Linked DNA regions of Homo sapiens: region 1 is linked to region 2. Evidence: chromatin contacts called from ENCODE Hi-C or POLR2A ChIA-PET data. All regions are on one chromosome and are shown on one strand. Each heading gives the region's core, a stretch centred on a gene start or an enhancer-like site at or near the end of the contact. The rest is flanking DNA. Distances are from core to core; before and after follow the strand shown.

Evidence for each region. A loop is a pair of places that touch in the nucleus more often than their neighbours do. ChIA-PET counts read pairs that join two places held with the same protein, here RNA polymerase II (POLR2A). Pooled maps may share reads with other maps.
Region 1: a pooled map shows a loop between it and region 2 (4-fold over the local background). The contact joins the enhancer-like site here to the promoter of MTRF1 in region 2. A Hi-C loop is called at or near these places in 9 of 50 pooled maps. POLR2A ChIA-PET finds 5 or more read pairs at or near these places in 2 of 52 experiments (AG04450 and OCI-LY7).

Annotation. Positions count from the first base shown.
Region 1 is chr13:41,650,439-41,657,120 of GRCh38, reverse strand. The region is part of intron 37 of VWA8 (von Willebrand factor A domain containing 8); the gene reads left to right. Among named protein-coding and RNA genes, the nearest start is that of MIR5006, 85 kb to the right of the region's middle. Within about 2 kb of position 2,165, at least 2 of the 41 ENCODE cell types and tissues checked have a DNase peak (open chromatin) inside an H3K27ac peak, as active enhancers do; they include OCI-LY7, where a contact is called at or near this core.
Region 2 is chr13:41,259,089-41,265,411 of GRCh38, reverse strand. MTRF1 (mitochondrial translation release factor 1) reads left to right here and starts at 1,836. Exons shown (of 10, transcript NM_004294.4): 1 at 1,836-1,927; 2 at 4,497-4,919. The coding sequence starts at 4,505. RefSeq lists a silencer at 1,541-1,630 and an enhancer at 1,918-2,418.

The DNA of each region.
Region 1 (6,682 bases), core at 916-3,415, 390 kb before region 2:
TCCGTGTAATTTCAGCAGAAGTCCTCAGGAGTGCTTAAATAGGCTGGTGAGGTCACATGCCCTGAACCCATCACTGTGGCCAAAGGGATGGCATACTTTGATTGGTCAGACCTGGGCCATGTCTCCACCCCTAGAGTTTGGAATGAGAAGGGACTGAATCAGTCACACCTGAAACATGAAGTTAGGAAATAAGGATGGGAGGGGAGCACCCCAGAAGAAATGCTGGATGAACAACACGCATGACCATGTGATTTTTATTTTTATTTTTATTTTTTAGTGGTTTTGACAGCAAGAGCCAGCTCCTTCCAAGTGATAGCTAATGATCTTTCCTCTAAGTTAGGACTTCTTGGAGTCCGGGACTTCAGATTTACTTGAATTGTCAGATTTATTGTTTTGCACTCAACAAGACAATCATGAAGCATGATCCTTACCTAATATATGGTAATTAGGCCAATGGTGATATAGTATCCATTAATTTTATCTTCCATTTAATTCCTTGGATGAATAGCTCAGAAATATATACTTGGTTTTCTAATTATACAGAGAGCAGAAATAAATACTCTCTAGTCCAGTCTAATTCATATGAGACTTTCCAGTTGCTGGGGTTCTGAATGAAATTCGTCAAGTCTTCCTTGACAGTGTTCTGGTAGCATAACAGTGGGAATCCCCTTACCCCCCAAGAAAAAGAGCTCACTCATATTGGATAATTTTTATTATTTTTTTCTTCGGGATGTTTGTTTTAAGAGGGGAATACAAAGCTGTTGAAGGGCCTACATTTCACGTTGCTGGTGAGGGCTGAATAATCCTTTCCATAAAGAACATCTGTAGAACCCTCGTAGGAAAATCTGAAACTTAAATAGGTTTTGCACAAGCCAAAGAGGAAAGTGCTGCATTTGATTGTAAGTCATCATTCCCTCAACTGCTCTGCCTTCATATTTACATATAAGTCATTACTCAGAAAGAGAAAAATCTGACACAATATCGGAAACAAGTTCATGTGTTCCAGTCTGCTTCGGGTTACTCTCAACAATCTGTAAGGACTATTTCACAGCAGTAAATAGTCGCCATTATTGTAATTATGACTCCCTTAGTCTTAAAATAACAATGTTTCTTCTTTTGTAGCCCATAATTATTTCGAAGTTTAAAAATCAGATGTACATCTCTTTTGTGCCTCTGGTTTGATGGTAGGGAAGGCCTCTGACTGCTTTCAAGATAAAACAGGAACATACTTTAAGATTCTGAATATAGCTCCTTCTCACCTAAGCCCAGCTCAAGAAATATTTAGATAGATAGATAGACTATACAAATGTATTTTCAATACTTATTTATATAATATGGCTTCTCTAAAATTGCAATAGCATTTCCTTTACAGGACAGGTCTTGATTCTTCAACCTCTGAGGAAGATATCACTAATATCTTCTAATCTTTGGCGAGTTTAAAAGGAGCATATGTTCACCAAGGGCACTTGCTGATAAAAATAATAGGAAAAAAAACTCATTCCATCACCAGAGTCTTAAATCCAAACTCTATAATTTCTGTCCCCAGATATAATGTAACCATTTTTTCATAAAATATAATTACATTGTTAAAACCTTTTACTTTCTCTCTCTCTCTCTCTCTCTCTCTCTCTGTCTCTCTGTATGTGTGGATATATATTATATATCTACATTATTTTTCGTGAACCACTTAAATGTGAGTTGTAGACATGATGCCCCATTACCTCTAAATACTGGCTGGGCGTGGTGGCTCACGCCTGTAATTCCAGCACTTTGGGAGGCTGAAGTGGGCGGATCAACTGACGTCAGGAGTTTGAGACCAGCCTGGCCAACATGGCGAAACCCCATCTCTCCTAAAATATAAAAATTAGCTGAGCATGGTAGCACATGCCTGTAATCCCAGCTACTAGAGAGGCTGAGGCAGGAGAATTGCTTGAACCCAGGGGGCGGAGGTTGCAGTGAGCCAAGAGCATGCCGCTGCACTCCATCTTGGGCCACGAGCGAGACTCTGTCTCAAAAAAAAAAAAAAAAAATTTCAGTTTTTCCTCACAAGAGCATTCTCCTAACGTAACCAACAACACAGACCTCAAAATCAGGAAGTTAACATTGATATAGCATTAATGTGTAACCCACAGACCTTATTCAAATTTCAGATGTCTCAATAACATCCTTTATAGAAAAAGGAAGCAATTGCAGATCATGTATTACATTTACTTTACATGTCTCTTTGGTGTCTTTCAATCTGAACAGTTCCTCATCTTTCCTTGACTTTCATGACCTTGACATTTTTGAAGACTTATAGGCCAGTGATTTTGTAGAACATCCCTCAGTCTGGGTTCATCTGATGTTTTCTGTTTTTAGATCCAGCTTACGCATCATTGGCAGGAACATCACAATAATGCTGTGTTCTCAATGTGTCCTGTTAGATCAGGAGTCCCCAGTGCCCCAGGCCCACACAGCAAGAAGTGAGGAGCTGGCAGGTGATCATCATCACCAGAGTGCTGTCTCCTGTCAGACCAGCAGCTCGCCAGCAGCAGTAGATTCTCACAGGAGCGTGAACCCTCTTGTGTGAACTGTGCATGCGAGGAATGTAAATTGTGTCCTCCTTATGAGAATCTAATGCCTGATGATCTGACGTGGAACAGTTTTATCCTGAAACCATTCCCTCTACCCTGTCCCTGGAAAAATTGTTCCACGAAACCAGGTCCTGGGGCCAAAAATGTTGGGGACTGCTCTACTAGGTGACACATGATGTCAATTTGTCCCATTGCTGGTGATGTTAACTTTGAACATTTGGTTAGGGTGATGTCTCCACTGTGACATTACTATTTTTTCCTTTATAATGTGTTTTGTGGGCATATATTTGAAGATGATGTGAATCTTGTTTCATCAAACTTTCATCCATTAATTTTATCATCTGTTCATGATTCTTGCTTGAATCAGTTATTATCACTATAGTTGCAAAGTGGTGATTTTTCTGATTCCAGTATTCCTTTGACATTTATTAGTTGGCATTCTAAGGTAACAGAGTGTGTTCTCTTCTCCCTTTGTGTGTGTGTTTGTTTTTATGAGTCAATTTTTGTTTTTGTTGCAATTGCTTTTGGGGACCTAGTCATAAATTCTTTGCCAAGGCTGATGTCCAGAATGGTATTTCCTAGTTTTCTTCTAGGTTGTTATAGTTTTAGGTCTTAGATTTAAGTCTTTAATCCATTTTGAGTTTATTTCTGTATGTAGTAAAAGGAAGAGGTCCAGTTTCAATCTTCTGCATACGGCCAGCTACTTATCCCAGCACCACTTATTGAGTAGAGTTCTTTCCCCATTGCTTGTTTTTGTTGACTTTGTCGAGAATCATATGGCTATAGGTGGGCAACTTTGTTTCTGGGTTCTCTATTCTGTTCCATTGGTCTATGTGTCTGTTTTTGTACCAGTATGGTGCTGTTTTGGTTACTGTAGCCTTGTAGTATAGTTTGAAGTTGGATAATTTGATGCCTCCAGCTTTGTTCTTTTTACTTAGGATTGCTTTGGCTATTCAGGCTCTTTTTTTGGTTCCATATGAATTGTAAAATAGTTTTTTCTAATTCTATGAAGAATGCCAATGGTAGTTTGATAGGAATAGTATTGAATCTATAAATTGCTTTGGGCAGTGTGGCCATTTTAACAATACTGATTCTTCCTATCCATGAGCATAGAATGTTTTTCTATTTGTCTGCGTTATCTCTGATTTCTTTCAGCAGTATTTTGTAGTTCTGTAATTTGTAGAAATCTTTTATCTCGCTGATTAGCTGTATTCTTAGGTATTTTATTCTGTTTGTGGCTATTGTGAATGGGATTGTGTTCTTGATTTGGCCTTCAGCTTGGACGTTACTGGTATATAGAAATACTACTGATTTTTTTACATTAATTTATAACAGGCAGTTTTATTGTGAACAAGCCCTAAGGAAAACATCCATTATAATCTATCAATCTCATTAAAGATTTGGTCAGAGATAGACAAGTAATCTTTGCTCTGTGCAATGGCTAGGACCTAAAATAATGTAATTATAGTGAATTTGTATTATGTTATTTGACATCTATCTATCTTGTTACATTTAACCATTAACTTTAAATAGCTCCAGATTTTTCTTGTTTGTTTGACTGGAATTATTATTTCCACTGACCACAGGAGGGTGTCGGTGAGCTTAGAACAGGAGTATTTCAAATAAATACTGGAACTTCAACAACTAATGACAAATTCTTGTCATTTCACTATATTTGGAAGTTGTAATATAAAAGCATCGTCACTAGGCTAGCCAGAAATCTTGAGTCAATGTCCTTTCTATCAGAAGATCTTTTGGCTATCAAATGAAAGGCTTTTATGAAAGAATTCAGAAATTTTAGTGAGGTATTGTAGCACAGAGAAATTTCCTCTGACTAAAAATTAAGAAACCCAAATCCTCTTTCTGGTTCCATCACTAGTTGGTTTTAAGTAGTCATTTCACCTCTCTGGGCCTTAATTTCTTTTTTTTTATAAAATAAGGTAGATTGTAAGCTCATCCTTCAGGTCCTTCCACAAAAGGCAACAATGAATACAGGGTCTAAAACTAAAAGATACACATCAAAGAACTTCTCCATTGTAGTGATTCTTCTTTTAATTAACTGCTGAGTATGTGCTAGCTGCTTCTGATACATTCTCTCACATGATCATTACAACCACCATTTCAGGTGTATATATTATTGCTCCCATTCTGAGGTTGGGAGTAAGTAATTTGTCCAGGCTCACTCTGCTAACAAAGAACAAAGCTGAGATTTCAGCCTAGGTTTATCTAACTCAGAAGCCCGTGTTTGTATGCCTCTTCCCCATGTGGCTTCCCTAGGACCAAAAGATTAGTTTTAATGGAAGTTGTGCCCTTAGAGAAGAAAACAGATGTCTCTGCTTAGTAGAATTTAGACTAAATGCTTATAGGTGCCAGACAGGCAATGTGGATGGGGACACAGGCCAGGAGGGTCTCAGGTGAACAGGAAGTTGTGCCCCATATAGGAAGGCAGTCACTACCTAGCTGTTGCCATGTGAGAATCTGGCCCCAATTTGGCCTTATCCTCCCATTTTCAAGAGAAGACCAAAATCTAGATTTTTAAGTGAAATCTCATTAATTTGAAATTTTAGCAGCAAATTCAGAATGTTTCACACTGGGAGTAATGACAGTACACACATTTGTGGGATGGCAGGACCTGCTGATATCTCTTTTCTCACACCAGGGTGGAGCAGGATTGAGAAATGAAGCCCCATTCTCTTCCAGGCTTTCCTGTGTTGCTAAATTTGCTTACAAGCTCTAGAAGAGTCCCTTAGGTTCCCTAAGCAATTAAAACAGGGACTGGCAAATTGCACCACCTTTTTCTGTAGGCCCACAAACTAAGATTTTTTTGGAAAAAAAACTTTAACAGTTGGAAAAAATCAGTTGATAAAAATAATTATATTTCATGGCATATGAAAATTTTATGAAATTCAAATTTTGGTGTCCATAAAGTTTTATTGAAACACAGCTACACTCATTCATTTATGTATTGTCTGTGTCTGCTTTTGCACTACAAAGGCACAGTTGAGTAGTTGCAACAAAGACCATATGGCCTGTAAAGCCTAAAATATTTACTACGTGGCTTTTTATAGAAAAGTTTGCCAACTCCTGGTTTGGAATACAAAAGCCAAAAAGATGGGCAGTCTACCTCTGCTTTCTACACTATTATATTCTCACTCTAAGATAATTTTTTTAAATGGAATCTCCTGAAATCAGAGGGAAGGAAAGGGGGAAAATAAAGGAGATACTGTCCAAAGCAATTTACAGATACAATGCTATTCCTGTCAAACTACCAATGTCATTTTTCACAAAATTAGGAAAAGCTATTTTACAATTTGTATGGAACCAAAAGAGAGCCTCAATAGTCAAAGCAATCCTCAATCCTTTCCCCATTGCTTTTTTTTTTGTTGGCTTTGTCAAAGATCAGATGGCTGTAGGTGTGTGGCTTTGTTTCTGGCTTCTCTCACATGTTCCATTGGTCTATGTATCTGTTTTTGTACCAGTACCATGTTGTTTTGGTTTCTGTTTATATTTATTACGCATTTTATGAGTGACAAAGCAAAATCCTCTGGTTGTAAGAATGAGAAGAATGAAGCTAAAGCAGTGTCCACACACCCCTTAAATATGCCTTATCAGACCCCACACCTTCACTCACATTGGCCCCTGCCTGGAATGCCCATACACACTCCTGTGTCTCTTCCTTTAAGGCTGCATGCCAATGTCTCCCTAAGCCCTCCTTGGATGCAGCCTGTCTACCCTCAGCAAAACACATCCCTCCCTCCTCGGCATCCCTATGCCTTGATCATGCTGTGATCTCTGACTTTGACATGTGTCAGAAGGGCAAGTTCCCCCAGAGCAGAGTGTATGTCCCACTTAGGCTGGCACCCCCAGCACCCACCTAGGAGCCTGACACCTGGTCAGATTTCAATAAATTCTTGATGAATCAGTAAATCAGTAAATGGATGTACAATTAATTTGGCTATTTAAAGCTTTTACGAGGTCCCTCAGAGGGATGATAAAACTGGAGAATCCTTTGGAGTTTTCCAGGCTGAGCCTTTTGTATCTGTAAATGAGCTCACTCTTCACTAGTGACTATTGCCTAGGTTGGCAAAGAATCAAATAGGGATCAATCC
Region 2 (6,323 bases), core at 587-3,086:
TTCACTCTTGTTGCCCAGGCTGGAGTGCAATGGTGCAATCTTGGCTCACTGCCACCTCTGTCTCCTGGGTTCAAGCGATTCTCCTGCCTCAGCCTCCGAGTAGCTAGGATTACAAGCATGAGCCACCACGCCCAGCTAATTTTGTATTTTTAGTAGAGATGGGGTTTCTCCATGTTGGTCAGGCTGGTTTCGAACTCCTGACCTCAGGTGATCCACCTGGCTCGGCCTCCCAAAGTGCTAGGATTACAGGCGTGAACCACCACGCCCGACTAAGACTAATTTTTTAAGGAGAATAAAGCTTTATATATAATACTCAAGTTATATAGCTGAAAGCACAAATCAGAATAAATAATTAAAGAACTTTTTGGATAACTTAGGAGAATGACTTTATGTAGACCCTTTGAAACTTTTCCCCTACTGGAACATAAGCTCCATGTGGGCAAAGGTTTTTGTCTTTTCTGTTCATTGCTAAATCCTCATGACTAGAATAGTGAATAGCACATAACTGGTGTTCACTATTTATTGAATACATGATTGAAGGTTTTTTCTTTTTTGGAGCAGGGTGGCCCTATATCAGAGCTTAGGAGCCACAGATCATTAAAGCCATTGCCTTAATTGAGTCTTGGCTCTATCACTTACTGTTTTTTACCTTGGAGTAGTTACTTTAGCTCTGTGTGCCTTAATTTTCTCCTCTGCAAAATAAGTATTTTAAGGTTGTAAAAATTAAATGAATTAATAGGGTAAAACCATTTAGAACAGTATTTAGTACATAGTACATAGAAGTAGGTACCTTGAAGTTGGCTATAAACGTTAGATATTATTTTGCATATATAGCTAATTCTCCTATCTATGTATGTGATTATAATCTAAGAAAATACTCTGTAAAGTCAGTAATATGGTACATTTTTTGCCTTTTCTTTCAGGAAGAAAAATTGAGGCATGGAGATAGAAAGACTGTAAATTGCGATAGCCAAGGGCTGGATCCCACTGGATTAGTCAAAGTAGGACAATATGCTTGCATTTTCCTGCAATTGTTTATTAACTGGAGTTTTCATTCTTCACTTAATCAGTGGTTCATAAGCTATGAATCTAGGTTGAGCCCCTACATTCCCATGTGCAAAGAACATTATAAAATCACTAACATGTGGAAATACACGGTCTCCTAACTTTTGGGGCTGTTACTACTTTTAAAATATAAATTTATTTGTATTATCCTTTAGTCATTAGGTATTTTCTGAAGCAATGGAAGCTGAAAGTATAGAAATTACACGCAGAATCTTCTACATTTGTGGATGATGTAAAAGGAGTCTTTATTTTTTTTAAATATTGGAAAACAGTGCTTTACGGGCTTCTAATACATAAGGAAATTATTGTAATTTCACATGCAATGTGTTCTAAATCTTGATCTCTTAATCAGAATCGTAAAGAATCTCTCTTCTAGGTTTGCAGTTAACGGTGAAAACCAAAAACTCCACATTTGGCTGGATAGTGAGTGGAGGGGGTTGGAGGCTGCCGCAAGGTAAACTACAACTCCCAGGATTCTTTGGTGGGCGCTCTGGGAGTTGTAGTTTAGTCCCACCTTGGCCCCTCCCTCCCTCCCTCCCTCCCACCATCTCCATCCCCGCTCTGGGCTCACGCTCTGGATAAGGACGGCGCGGGGGCGGTTGTCTGATGACAATTTCATTCTCGTTTTGTCATTTTTCTCATTTAGCTCATTTTTGTCATTTTAGTCCATTGTTAGGCATGCTCGAGGACAACTCCTCCGGAGAGCGGTAGTGGCGGAGGAGGGGCCGGGAGCGTGCGTTAACCCGGAAGAAGTGAACCAGGAAGTGAACGTGATCTCGGGTTTGTCGGGCTGAAATGTGGCGGGTCTCGGAAGGTTCCGACCTCAGTAAAGAGAGCTAACGTGTATTCTTCTTTTTCTTAGGTACTCACAGTTCTTTCCTGATCTTCCCCGCCGCCTCCTGTATTGCCTCTTTATGGAATCACTCCATATACTGAGTTACACAGCATGGTTTGCCCGTGCTGCTGCCCCGCGGGCTGTCGCTTCTGACCTGCCTACACTCAGAACTTTCCCCAAAGCATCAGAGTAATACTGTTACTGTGATGGGTAATGGAGAAGTCGTGCTGTTCTCAGGTGTAGTTAACCTTGGAGAGTAAACATCTTGTTTTGTTTTGTTTTCCTTAATGTTGAGATTCATGACCTTGAAAATTATGCATTCTACTACTGTTCCTAAAATGGAAATTTTAGCAATAAGTATTCGTACAAACATATATTTGTCATCCTTTTATTCTGTCTGTTAGCAAATGGATACACTTTCTCTAACGTGCTTGAAATACGGGGGTGGTGGAGTGTAACGTTTGTGACAGCTGGCCATTGGTGCTTTCTTCAACAGTTCTTTTAATAATGTGATGCAGTATCCTAAAATCTATCAGTAGAACTCTGGAAACTGAATATTTTAAAGACCATTCTGACTATTTTATTTCCTAGGTGATAATGCTAAGTTAACAGACTTATAGTGAACAAATGAGCTAATATATCAATGCACCTCCTAGCATAGTAGGATCACTGGAGACAGTAAAGTTTGATTTTGATAAATGTTGATCCTTCTTTTTTTGAGTTGAGTCTCACTGTGTTGCCCAGGCTGGCCTTGAACTCCTTGGCTCAAGTGATCCTCCTGCCTCAGTCTCCTGGGTAGCTGGGACAATAGGTGCATGCTACTGTGCGTGGCTTGACCCTTATTTCAACTTTGAACCTTAGAGTTTTCTTAGAACACTTTATATTCTCCCTTTCTTACTCAGTAAGACCATTGTGTACTTTTGTTAGCTCTTGATTATCTCTGTTGGAGGGGAGGAGAACAGAAAATTATTGTACACAGCCAATTTCACCTAACCTGTAATTTTTTAAACTAATCTTTTTTTATGATTAGGAAAGTATTCCATGCTACATGTGCAAGAAACTTGGAAAACACTGAAAAGTAGAAAAAATAGCAAGCAAAAGGTATTCATAATCTCACAACTAGAGATCATTTTATTAACATTTTGGTATGTTTCTTTTTTTTTTTTTTTTTTTGAGACAGCGTGTTGCTTTGTCGCCCACGCTGGTTGCAGTGGTGCGATCTCAGTTCACTGCAACCTTCGCCTCCCAGGTTCAAGCGATTATCCTGCCTCAGCTTCCCGAGCAGCTAGGACTACAGGTGTGTGCCATCACGCTCAGCTAATTTTTTTGGTATTTTTAGTAGAGATGGGGTTTTCCCATGTTGGCCAGGCTGGTCTCGAACTCCTGACCTCAGATGATCTGCCCGCCTCGGCCTCCCAAAGTGGTAGGATTACAGGCGTGAGCCACTGTGCTCGGCACATTTTGGTATGTTTCTTATTTAACTTTCTTTTTAAAAAATACTCTATGTGCTTTTTTTTTTTTACATGTATACCTTATATTGTAGAATATTTTTTAAATGTAATTGAGATTCTATTTTGTTCCTTGCCTTTCTTGCTTAATATAATTGTCACCATTTAATATAACTGTAGAGCTTTTCACCAGCCCTACTTTCTTGGTCTATTAATACTTGAACTTTTCTTCCTTTAGGATCTCAGCTAAACGGGAAGCATTTTTGAAAAGTGATTGCACAATTGAGAGTGAAAATTACTGAGTCCTGAACAGGCAACTTACATTCTAATACCAGCTCTGTCTCCATCCAGCCGACTGAATAGTCGTGATTAAGTTACTTGACTTCCTTGGATATCTAGATCCTTAAAGTTAAAGAATTATACAAGATAATAATATTTTCTTCAAACTTTAGAAAATGACTTTATGAACCGCCTTAAGTTTGTATGTTTTCATAGCTTTCAAGAGCTTGTTTACACACTCAATTCTAGATTCTAGATACTTTCTAGAAAATAACTGACTTAACTCATTCAATTGATATATTTGTTAGTTGTACTCCTACTCATATGCTTCAGTTAATTATATATGTTGAACAGGTAGGAAGCAGTGCTGTTTTTATTTATTTTAATATGTTATTCATACATTTGAAGAATTATGTTCTTTCTGTAGGCAGCTGAATTTTTTTTTTTTTTGAGACGAAGTCTTGGTATTGTCCCCCTTGCTGGAGTGCAATGGCATGATCTCGGCTCACTGCAACCTCTGCCTCCTGGGTTCAGGCAATTCTCCTGCCTCAGACTCCTGAGTAGCTGGGATTACAGGCGCCTGCCACCACGCCCGGATAATTTTTGTATTTTTAGTAGAGACAGTGTTTCACTATGTTGGCTGGGCTGGTCTCGAACTCCTGCCCTCAGGTGATCCGCCTGCCTCAGCCTCCCAAAGTGCTGGGATTACTGGCGTGAGCCACTGCTGCCAGCCGGCAGTTGAATTTTAAGACTGTGGAGCTGGCTGAGGCAGTAGATGAAACAAGATTTCTTGATGTTCCTTCCAGGTTTATTATGCATGTATCTTTAGAGATGATTTTTTTTTAAAGACTGTGTTTATTGTATTTCAGATGCTGAGATGAATCGTCACCTGTGTGTTTGGCTTTTTAGACATCCATCTCTTAATGGTTACCTCCAGTGTCACATCCAGCTCCATTCTCATCAATTTAGACAGATACATCTTGATACAAGGCTGCAAGTTTTTAGACAAAACAGGAATTGCATTCTTCATCTGTTAAGTAAGAATTGGTCCAGGAGATATTGCCATCAAGACACCAAGATGCTCTGGAAGCATAAAGCACTACAGAAATATATGGAGAACCTGAGTAAGGAGTACCAAACACTTGAGCAATGTCTGCAGCATATCCCTGTGAATGAGGAAAACCGAAGGTCCTTGAACAGAAGGCATGCTGAGTTGGCACCTCTTGCAGCCATTTACCAAGAAATTCAGGAGACTGAACAAGCAATTGAAGAATTAGAATCAATGTGTAAAAGTAGGTAAAAGATACTTATGTGTCCTGCATAAGGGCTATGAAAAAAAAAACCACACACTTATATGCGTGTGTGTAAGTACAGATTTGATTTTCTAAGTTAAAGCTTTATTGAACTTAGTCTTTGTTTTTTTTTTCCCACAGAAGCAGGTTCTCACTTGTTGCCCAGGCAGGAGTGCAGTGACTCAATCGTAGCTCACTGTAACCTGTAAGTCCTGGCCCCCCACTTCAGCATCCTGAGTAGCTAGGACTATTGTGCCAGGGCTTTCCAAAGCGATATGATTATAGCCACCGAGCCACTGAGGCTGGCCTGAACTCAGTCTTTTAAAAAAACCTACAAGTAATAAGCTCAACACTTGGAAAGAACAGGACTCTGTACCCAGAGTATTTGACACACTTTAGCTACTAAAGATCAATGTACTAAGTAAACAGGCTCCTCGTGGTACTTCCCGTGGTCTCAAGGTCTGGGAGACAAAATGTTGGTCTTTTCAGAAGCTTTATTTTATTGAGCAGACCTTTATTGAACACTGTACCTACATACTAGGGCTACACATACAGTTCCTACCCCATCAGTGGGCTTCTATGGTCCAGTGAGAGAAACTTATTTAAGTATTGTTTATAATGTGAGACCTGCTCTACTAGAGGGAGGCACAGTTTCATGGGAGCAAAGAGGAGAGGGCACTCAAACCAGCCTGGATTGATTGGGTAAATCTTCCTGGAGGGGACTGCGCATTAGTGGAACCAGGAAGGAAGCTTTTATTTTTTATTTTTATGTTTTTTTTTTTTTTTTTTTTGAGACGGAGTCTCGCTCTGTCGCCCAGGCTGGAGTGCAGTGGCGGGATCTCGGCTCACTGCAAGCTCCGCCTCCCGGGTTCACGCCATTCTCCTGCCTCAGCCTCCCAAGTAGCTGGGACTACAGGCCCCTGCCACCATGCCCAGCTAATTTTTTTTGTATTTCAGTAGAGACGGGGTTTCACCATGTTGGCCAGGCTGGTCTCAAACTCCTGATCTCAAGTGATCCACCCACCTTGGCCTCCCAATGTGCTGGGATTACAGGCATGAGCCACCATGCCCAGCCAGTACTTTATTTCTTTTCATTACTGAATTATATTCCATTGTATGGATATACCACATTTTATTTATCCATTCATCAGTTGATGAACATTGAGTTGTTTCCACTTTTTGGTTATTATAAATAACGATACTGTGAACTTTTGTGTACAAGTTGTTTTGTGGACATAGATTGCTGGTTCATGTGGTAACTCTATGTTTAACCTTTTGAGGAAGTGCTAGACTGTTTTCCAAAGTGACTATAACGATTTTACAGCTCTACACACAGTGTATGAGGGTTCATATTTCTCCACGTACTTGCCAACACTTATTATCCGCCCTTTCAATTATTGCCAT